Linked DNA regions of Homo sapiens: region 1 is linked to region 2. Evidence: read pairs that join two places in POLR2A ChIA-PET (ENCODE). Cell type or tissue: GM12878. All regions are shown on one strand. Region 1 overlaps PHF20 (PHD finger protein 20). Region 2 overlaps PHF20 (PHD finger protein 20).

The links. ChIA-PET counts read pairs that join two places held together with the same protein. Peaks named below come from ENCODE experiments on the same cell type or tissue, not always from the same donor. Only the 100,000 strongest peaks of a DNase experiment are listed, where the experiment ranks them.
Region 1: POLR2A ChIA-PET joins it to region 2 with 5 read pairs; 2 of 35 experiments call an interaction of 5 or more read pairs at or near these places.

What each region holds. Positions count from the first base shown.
Region 1 is chr20:35,907,476-35,912,475 of GRCh38, reverse strand. All of the region lies in intron 10 of PHF20 (PHD finger protein 20), which reads right to left. Among named protein-coding and RNA genes, the nearest start is that of SCAND1, 45 kb to the left of the region's middle. In GM12878, no CTCF peak of the experiment used is centred here; a DNase peak (open chromatin) is centred at 3,035.
Region 2 is chr20:35,809,976-35,814,975 of GRCh38, reverse strand. The region is part of intron 2 of PHF20 (PHD finger protein 20); the gene reads right to left. Among named protein-coding and RNA genes, the nearest start is that of PHF20, 40 kb to the right of the region's middle. In GM12878, no CTCF peak of the experiment used is centred here; no DNase peak of the experiment used is centred here.

The sequences.
Region 1 (5,000 bases), 98 kb before region 2:
TGAACAGTTCATGCCTTCTAAATACCAAAACTTTATCCTCTCTACTCTACAACAAAACTCCTTAAGATGTCAATCCTCCCTGTCCAAACTTCTCCCTTCACAGTTTTTCCTAATTACATTCTAAAAAGCTTCCCACCTACCACTCTACTGAGATCAGTTTTCAAAATTAATAGCTTCACCATTGAAAAATCCAGTCATTGCTGGGTGCGGTGGCTCACGCCTGTAATCCCAGCACTTTGGGAGGCCCAGGCGGGCAGATCACAAGGTCAGGAGTTCAAGACCAGCCTGACCAACATGGTGAAACCCCGTCTCTCTAAAAATACAAAAATTAGCTGGGTCTGGTGGTGTGTGCCTGTAATCCCAGCTACTCAGGAGGCTGAGGCAGGAGAATCGCTTGAACACGGGAGGCGGAGGCTGCAGTGAGCCGAGATCATGTCATTGCACTCCAGCCTGGCGACAGAGCGAGACTCCATCTCAAAGAAAAAAAAAAAAAAGAAAGAAAGAAAAATTCAGTCGTAGCCGGGCACGGTGGCTCATGCCTGTAATCCCAGCACTTTGGGAGGCCAAGGCAGGTGAATCACCTGAGGTCAGGAGCTTGAGATCAGCCTGGCCCACATGGCAAAACCCCGTCTCTACTAAAAATATAAAAATTAGTCAGGCGTGGTGGCAGATGCCTGTAATCCCAGCTACTTGGGAGGCTGAGGCAGAAGAATTGCTCGAATCGGGGAGGCGGAGGTTGCAGTGAGCCCAGATCGCACCATTGCACTCCAGCCTGGGTGACAGAGTGGGAATCTGTCTCCAAAACAAACAAACAAAAAAATCCAGTCGTTTCTTCTTCTCTTACCAAATATATTTATAGGATTTCAAGTAATTCACCATGCCTTACTTTTTAGATATCAACAAGAGTTTATACGTACATATATCCTATGACCTTGCCATCCACTACAACATATTCATTCAAGAGAAAGCATCACTTACGTCCACATAGAGACTTATACATGAAGACTCATAGCAGTTTTAGTTGTAATCGCCCCAAACTGAAAACTGCCCAAATGTCCATCAAGTGAATGTACAAATAATTCATGATGTATCCACACAATGGAAGACTTTTCAGCAATAAAGGTAGGAACAGCAGGCCGGGCGCAGTGGCTCATGCCGGTAATCCCAGCACTTTGGGAGGCCAAGGCGGGCGGATCACGAGGTCAGGAGATTGAGACCATCCTGGCTAACATGGTAAAACCCTGTCTCTACTAAAAATACAGAAAAAATTAGCCGGGCGTGGTAGCGGGCGCCTGTAGTCCCAGCTACTGGGGAGGCTGAGGCAGGAGAATGGCGTGAACCCAGGAGGCGGAGCTTGCAGTGAGCTGAGGTCTGGCCACTGCACTCCAGCCTGGGCGACAGTGCAAGACTCCGTCTCAAAAAATAAAAATAGAAAAAAAGGTACGAACAGCAACATAAGTGAATCTCAAAGTATGCTGGGTGAAAGGAGCCAGACAAAACAAGTGCGCACTGCAGGATTCCATTTCTACAATAGTCTGCAAAATGAAAACAAACCATCTGGGCATGCTGGCTCACTCCCAGCACTTTGGGAGGCCAAGGTAGGCAGATCAGCTGGGGTCAGGAGTTCAAGACCAGCATGACCAATACGATAAAACCCCATCTGTACTAAAAATACAAAAATTAGCTGGGTGTGGTGGCTCATGCCTGTAATCCCAGCTACTTGGGAGGCTGAGGCAGGAGAATCGCTTGAGCCCAGGAGGCAGAGGTTGTAGTGAGTTGAGATCGTGCCACTTCACTCCAGCCTGGGCAACACAGCGACTCCATCTCGGGGGGGAAGAAAAAAGAGAGAAAACACACCACAAGTAACAGTAAGCAGAATAGTGGTTGCCTGGAGCTCAGGGGGAGGGGAGAGGTGGGAAGGAGGAACTAAAAAGGGGCATGAGGAAAGTTTGGGAGGGAATGGAATATGTTTACTATCTTGATTGTGGTGATAGTTGGGTATAAACATATGTCAAATCTCACCAATTATACCATTTAAATATGTGTAGTTCATTGTACAATTAAGTCTCGATACAGCTGTAAAGAAAAACAACCAATTCAGTTGCATTTAGTACATTCACAATGTTGTACGACCACTTTGATATAGTTCTAAGAACATTTCCATCACTCCAAAGTAAAACCCTTTACCATTAAGCAGCATTTCCCCTCCCCTAAGCCCTTCCCCTCAGCCCCACCAACCTGCATCTGACTCCATGGGCTTATCTACTCTGGATATCTCATAAATATGGAACCATACAATATGTGACCTTTTGTGTCTGGTTTCTTTCATTTAGCATGATGTTTTCAAGGATATCAGGATTTTTAAAACTTTCCAAGTGATTCTGATATGGAATCAAGATATCCACAAAGCAGGTGTGAGGCAGGGTAGACAATCAGATTCCATTTTAACTAAGCACTTGTGTGCAAGGAAACCACAAATATCTCATTTAATCCTTACAACAACTTGTGTGTATATCATTCCCATTTTACAGGCCGGGAAACTGAAGCTCAGAGAGGTGAAATCACCCACCTGACATCACATAGGTATTTAAAAGCAAATTGGTCTGACTCTCCAGCACCATGTCTCCTCTGCAACCCAGGCCCCTCTCCCAAATTAGCACTTGGTAACCATCAGAAAGGAAGAGTGGGCTGTGCCTACTGGCTGGCAAGCCTGGAATCTATAGGCAGAGTTGATCTACTGGCTAGAGAACATAGGACTTAAGGGTATTTGAGCTCCTTAACTTTTAAAATACCCTGCAACTAGAAAGAAAGTCAACAAACATGAAAGCTGGAGAGAACTTAGACCAATTTGTAAAAGCACTCATTTTTAAAACCAAAAACCCAAGGCCCAAAGACAGCAGACTGGCAAAACATGGTCAGATGCCTTCTGAATTTCAAAAAAGCTATCAGTCATTTTTACTTTTCATTGATCCTGAGAACAGGGTCTTCCCCAAACATAAAAACAAAACTCATTTTTACACAGTTTGACTACCACCGTATTATTAGCCATGGTTTCAATTCATTTAGGCAACAGATACCATGCATATACTATGTTCCAGGCACATTCTAGGGAGGAGGGATATTGCAATGAACAAAGACAGATAACACCCCCTGTCCCTCACAGAGCTACATTCTATTCAGTTGGTGCAAAAGAATTGCTGTTTTTGCCACTGAAAGTCACAGCAAAAACCACAATTACTTTTGCACCAACCTAAAAAGCTGATGGGGCAGCAAACTATGAATAGGAGGGAATTTCCTCAACTGGATAAAGAACTTCTTTGCAGCCAACTTCATACTTAATGGTAAGAAATTGGATGCTTTCCCCTTAAGATCAGGAACAAAGCAAGGTGCCTCTCTCTCTACTCCTATTCAACATTTTACTGGAAATCTTAGCGAGTGGAATAAGCCAGAAAAGGAAATAAAAGCTCTACAGATTGAAATGGAAGAAATAACACTATCTTTGTTTGCAGATGATCTGTCTATGTAGAATATCCCAAAGAATTGATCAAAACAAAGACTGCCAGAACAGCACTTACAGCAAGGTTACAAGACACAAAGTTAATATACAACAATCTATTGCTTTTCTATATGCCAGCAATGAATAACTGGAATTTGAAATAAAGAAATAGCAAGGAGATCTGTATGGCTCCAATGGAACTGAAATTAGAATTAGGTTGAGTAAGGGAAAGAAGCAGATGGAGGCTAGCAGCAGAACATGATGAAGGGCCCTGTGAGGAAGTTGGCTTTTACTATGAGTGATTTAGGGAGCCACTGGAAGGATCTCAGCAAAGGAGGGATATTATCTGTTGTACCTTCACCCACACTCCTCCACAACACACACACAGACTGCTCCCTGATCCAGTTTTTATTTGTAAATTCAGGTTTTAGTGACCTCCAACTAAAGTAATTATACCCATCAGCTTAGTGAAATGCTAACAGAATTTATCTTGTCAGCAGCAGAACTGCCTGAAGCAGCAACATAATCTAGGTCCTAAATCCTTGAGACAGAGAGGGCAAGATGTAGAGGAAAACTGCCCAATGCTAGGGCATACCTGGTTATCTGGCTAAAGATAGTGGTCATTTGTAAACTCCAGTGGCAGAACTTGCAGGCCCTAGAAAAGACACAGAGAATTGCCCAGCAAGGACTGAGCTAAGGCAGGTGAGTCCCTGAGGAACAGGAGTAGACAAGGTGACAACAGGCAGAAATCCCCAGACTGCCAGGTGCACAGGAAGTCTCCTGCAGGGAGGCACTCCTATCTCCCACTCCAGGGCCTGGGACAGGCACTCTTCCCTGGAATCATAAAAGACAGCAGAGCCTCAAAGTGAGAGTATGGGCTTCACAACAGATTCAAATCATGGCTCCACCACCTGCTAGAGCTGTAAATATTGGTTCAAATTAATCCATCTCATCTGCACCTTAGTTTCTAATCTATAAATTAGGCATTATAGATGCCTAATATGCCAACATTAGAGCATCCAAATTCTTAAAACAAGTACTTCCAGACCTAAAGAAAGACTTAGTCACATAATTTTAGTGGGGGACTTCAACACCCCTCTGACACAGCATTAGAAAGATCATCGAGGCAAAAAACAAAGAAATACTGGACTTAAATCCAGCAATGACAAACTATACATTCCACCCATCTGCAAATGGCAAATAATCTAAAATTGACCACATGCTTGGCCATAAACCAAGTATCAGTGAATTCAAATCATTGAAATCATATCAACCACACTCTGAGACCACAGTGGAATAACTGCATAAATTAGGCATAACAGCACCCACCTCAGAGGGTTTGTTCTGATAACTAAATAAGACAATACAAGTAACGAACTTGGAACAGCGCCCAGCACATGAAGTACTCAAATGTCAGCTGTTATTATCTTGCTTGCAATATTCTTTCCCTGGAAAGCAGTGCTGGTCGCTGGTCTGCTGTCAACTCTCTCTCTGGACAGCTTTA
Region 2 (5,000 bases):
GATCCGCCCACCTTAGCCTCCCAAAGTGCTGGGAATACAGGCTTGAGCTACTATGCATGGCCTATTTATTTATTTATTTATTTTATTTTTTTTTTTTTTTTTTGAGACGGAGTCTCGCTCTGTCGCCCAGGCTGGAGTGCAGTGGCGGGATCTCGGCTCATTGCAAGCTCCGCCTCCCGGGTTCACGCCATTCTCCTGCCTCAGCCTCCCAAGTAGCTGGGACTACAGGCACCCGCCACTACGCCTGGCTAATTTTTTGTATTTTTAGTAGAGACGGGGTTTCACCGTTTTAGCCGGGATGGTCTCGATCTCCTGACCTCGTGATCCACCTGCCTCGGCCTCCCAAAGTGCTGGGATTACAGGCGTGAGCCACCGCGCCCGGCCTATTTATTTATTTTTGAGACAGTGTCTTACTCTGTTACCCAGGCCTGATATTTCCAACTTAAATTTAATATTATAGGCCGGGCGCAGCGGTTCACGCCTGTAATCCCAGCACCGTGAGAGGCCAAGGCAGGCGGATCACTTGAGGTCAGGAGTTCGAGACCAGCCTGGCCAAGAGGGTGAAACCCCATCTCTACTAAAAATACAAAATTAGCCAGGCATGGTGGCATGCGCCTGTAGTCCCAGCTACTTGGGAGGCTGAGGCAGGAGAATTGCTTGAACTAGGGAGGCAGAGGTTGCAGTGAGCCGAGATCGTACCACTGCACTCCAGCCTGGGAGACAGACCAAGACTATCTCAAAAAAATAAATAAATAAATTGGAAGTATCAAAGTGAACTCACATTTTTTCAAAAAATAGATTTCTTACCCCCATCTACTAAAAAGTTGTTTAAGACAATGACATCCTAGCAGCAATAAACACACCCAGTGCCCAGAGCTAAATTTCTTTTTTTAAAAACCAATGTTTTATTTTATTTATTTATTTATTTATTTTATTTAGAGATAGAGTCTTATTCTTATCACCCAAGCAGTGGTGTGATCATAGCTAACTGCAGCCTCAACCTCAGAGGTCAATTTCCTTTTTTTTTTTTTTTTTTTTTTTTCTGAGACGGAGTCTCACTCTGTCACCCAGGCTGGAGTGCAATGGTGTGATCTTGGCTCACACACAGGCTGGAGTGCAATGGTGTGATCTTGGCTCACACACAGGCTGGAGTGCAATGGCGCTATCTCGGCTCACTGCAACCTCCACCTCCCAGGCTCAAACAATTCTCCTGCCTCAGCCTCCTGAGTAGCTGAGACTACAAGTGCGTGCCACCACGCCTGGCTAATTTTTGTATTTTTCGTAGAGACAGGGTTTCACTATGTTGACCAGGCTTGTCTGGAACTCCTGACCTTCTGATCCACCTGCCTAGGCCTCCCAAAGTGCTGGGATTACAGGCGTGAGCCACCGTGCCCAGCTCAGAGGTCAATTTCTAAATACCCTTTCCTAATTAAAGAAACCAAGCCTTGGAGAACCAGCTGCGTCCAGGGTCTGGGATAAGAAAAGTAGAAAGTAAGTTTGGGGTTTCTAGTAGTGCCAGAAAACAAGAAAATGCTAAGGGACTAACAGGAATTGTCAAAAGAACAAAGGAGCTAGTTTAAACAGCATCCCACTGGACAAATTTGGGATAATTTTAGCACAAAATTAATAATAATGAATGGAATTGACTACACCACCACACTCAATAATCTTATTCCTAAGTGCACTTTAAAAGAATAAAAATGGGCCGGGCGCGGTGGCTCACCGCGCCTGTAATCCCAGCACTTTGGGAGGCCGAGATGGGCAGATCACGAGGCCAGGAGATCGAGACCATCCTGGCTAACAGGGTGAAACCCAGTCTCTACTAAAAAATACAAAAAAAATTAGCCGGGCGTGGTGGCGGGCGCCTGTAGTCCCAGCTCTCGGGAGGCCGAGGCAGGAGAATGGCGTGAACCTGAGAGGCAGAGCTTGCAGTGAGCCAAGATCGCACCACTGTGCTCCAGCCTGGGCGACAGAGGGAGACTCTGTATCAAAAATAATAATAATAAAAATGAAAGCTGTTCGTACAGAAGAACATCACCTAATATAACAGAATGACAAAACTAGAATATTACCATTTTTCCATCTCCAGAGTAATAACTGATTCAGGCAGGGATTATCAATGGATGCTAAATCATTAGGTAAATGATGTGGGGGGATAATAGGATATTGACACGTACCAGAGTATCCCCACAGATTATCTACTACTTGCACAAGGAAAAATACACCTTTATAATGGTGAGAGATGGAAGTCATTACCTTATCCAAGTGATACACGGAACAGTGGGACGACCTAGCTTTATGTGTCCCCCGATGTGATGCAATATGAAACACACGGCATTACCACTGAAACACTCTGCAAAAAAAATGTTTAATCTGAAGTCTAGACCTCATTTCCAGTTTACGGGAAATAGAAGAGAATACAAGAAACAAGTTAAACTCACCATGATAAAACAATGTGACTAAACCAGAATGTGGGACATTCTAAAAAACAACTGTTCGGAACTCTTAAAAATTAAACAAATAATGTTGTGAAGGGGAAAAATTTTTTTATTTTTTTGAGACGGAGTCTCGCTCTGTCTCCCAGGCTGGAGTGCAGTGGCTCGATCTCTGCTCACTGCAAGCTCTGCCTCCCGGGAAGAAGAAAGATTATCATGGAATCAAAGCAACTAAAGAGACATAAAAATAAAAAAGTAATGTGGATCCTGTCTGGAAAAATACTATAAGGGACATTTTTGGAACAACAAGAACATCTGAATATCTCTGGATATTAGATATTATAAAATTATTGCTAAATTAAATAAGTATATAAAACAAATGGGTTAACAATTAGTGAATACAGGTGGAAGGTATAATGTCCTCTCAACTTTTCATTATGTTAGAAAATTTTCTTAATAAAAAGCAGGGGCCGGGCGCTGTGGCTCATGCCTGTAATCCCAGCACTTTGGGAGGCTGAGGCGGGTGGATCACGAGGTCAGGAGATCGAGACCATCCTGGCTAACACGGTGAAACCCCGTCTCTATTAAAAAAATACAAAAAAATTAGCCGGGCGTGGTGGCGGGTGCCTGTAGTCCCAGCTACTCGGGAGGCTGAGGCAGGAGAATGGTGGGAACCCGGGAGGCAGAGCTTGCAGTGAGCAGAGATCGAGCCACTGCACTCCAGCCTGGGAGACAGAGCGAGACTCCGTCTCAAAAAAATTAAAAAATAAAAATAAATAAATAAATAAAAAGCAGGGACTGGGCCGGGCACAGTGGCACATGCCTATAATCCCAGCACTTTGGGAGGCCAAGGCAGGTGGATCACCTGAGGCCAGGAGTTCTCAACCAGCCTAACATGGTGAAACCCTGTCCCTACTAAATACAAAAAAAATTAGCTGAGCGTGGTGGCGCATGCATGTAATCCGAGCTGCTTGGGAGACTGAGACAGAAGAATCGCTTGTACCAGGGAGGCAGAGGTTGCAGTGAGCCGAGATTGTGCCATTGCACTCCAGCCTAGGCAACAAAAGCAAAACTCCATCTCAAAAAAAAAAAAAAGCTGGGACTTAGTTTCTTTAGGGCCCAAAAATAAGAACAAATAATTCAAGGATTCAGAGGCAAGAAGTCACAAGGACATAAGCAATTAAAAAGTGGGCCCTAGCCCAACGTGGTGGCTCACGCCTGTAATGTGAGCACTTTGGGAGGCCGAGGTGGACAGATCATGAGGTCAAGAGATCAAGATCATCTTGGCCAACATAGTGAAACCCCATGTCTACTAAAAATACAAAAATTAGCTGGGCGTGGTGACGCACACCTGTAGTCCCAGCTACTCGGGAGGCTGAGGCAGGAGAATCGCTTGAACCCTGGAGGCGGAGGTTGCAGTGAGCCGAGATCACGCCACTGCACTCCAGCCTGGCGACAGAGCAAGACTCTGTCTCAAAAAAATGAAAATAAAAAAAAAGTGGAACCTAATTCCCACACATTTCATTTCAATGGACTGAAAATACACACATACACACACAGAGAGACACAGACACACACAAAAAATATGGTTGTACCTTGCAGCAATACTATCTACTATAATGTAAGCAAATCACTTACCAGGGTGAAAACATAACCACTTTCAGTCTAGAGATAATAAAACAAACGCTCCATTGTTTTTGGCAAAGCATTCAAAGTCAAAGATTTTACCAAACAATTAAATGTCCAGTACTCTAGATTAGGAAATCAGGTGAACATAATCAGAATGCATTTTCCAGTGTTTTGTTTTGTTTTGTTTTTTGATTTAGGAGTCAGGAACATTCAGACACTCTGGAGAAATTTGGTTATTACAAAAATGCTATGAACTCAGTCTACTTTGATTCAAACCCTAGTCCTACCACTGTGTGACCTTGGGCAAATAACTTCATCTCTCTGAGACTCCTTTTTCTTACTGCTAAAATGAGGCTCATAAGAGCACCCACATGAGGGTACTCTCCCACTTGAAGACAGGTAGTCTCCCTCTCAGTGTGGCAGGGCTTTTATGGGTTCAGAATGGGGAATGTATGCTGATTGGTTTGTGCATATAACAAAAAGGCTAAAACAAAGGCGTCACTCAAAGGTGGGCATGACAGTGTAAAAAACCAATCAGGGAAGAGTAAATACATGTAAAACAGGTGAAGGGTGGGGATCAATCAGAGGAAACCTTGCCGAACTGGAAGAGAGGTTCTCAATCCAGTCCGTGGATTTACCCAGGACTTGTAGCTTGGCTTTCAGGCTTTAAACTGTCTTTGGAGGCCAGGCACAGTGGCTCATGCCTATAATCCCAGCACTTTGGGAGGCGGAGGCGGGCAGATCACCTGAGGTCACGAGTTTGAGACCAGCCTGGCCAACATAATGAAACCCCATCTCTACTAGAAATACAAAAATTAGCTGGGTGTGGTGGCACCTGCCTGTAGTCCCAGCTACTTGGGAGGCTGAAGCAGAAGAATCGCTTGAACTCAGGAGGCGGAGGTTGCAGTGAGCTGAGATCGCGCCACTGCACTCCAG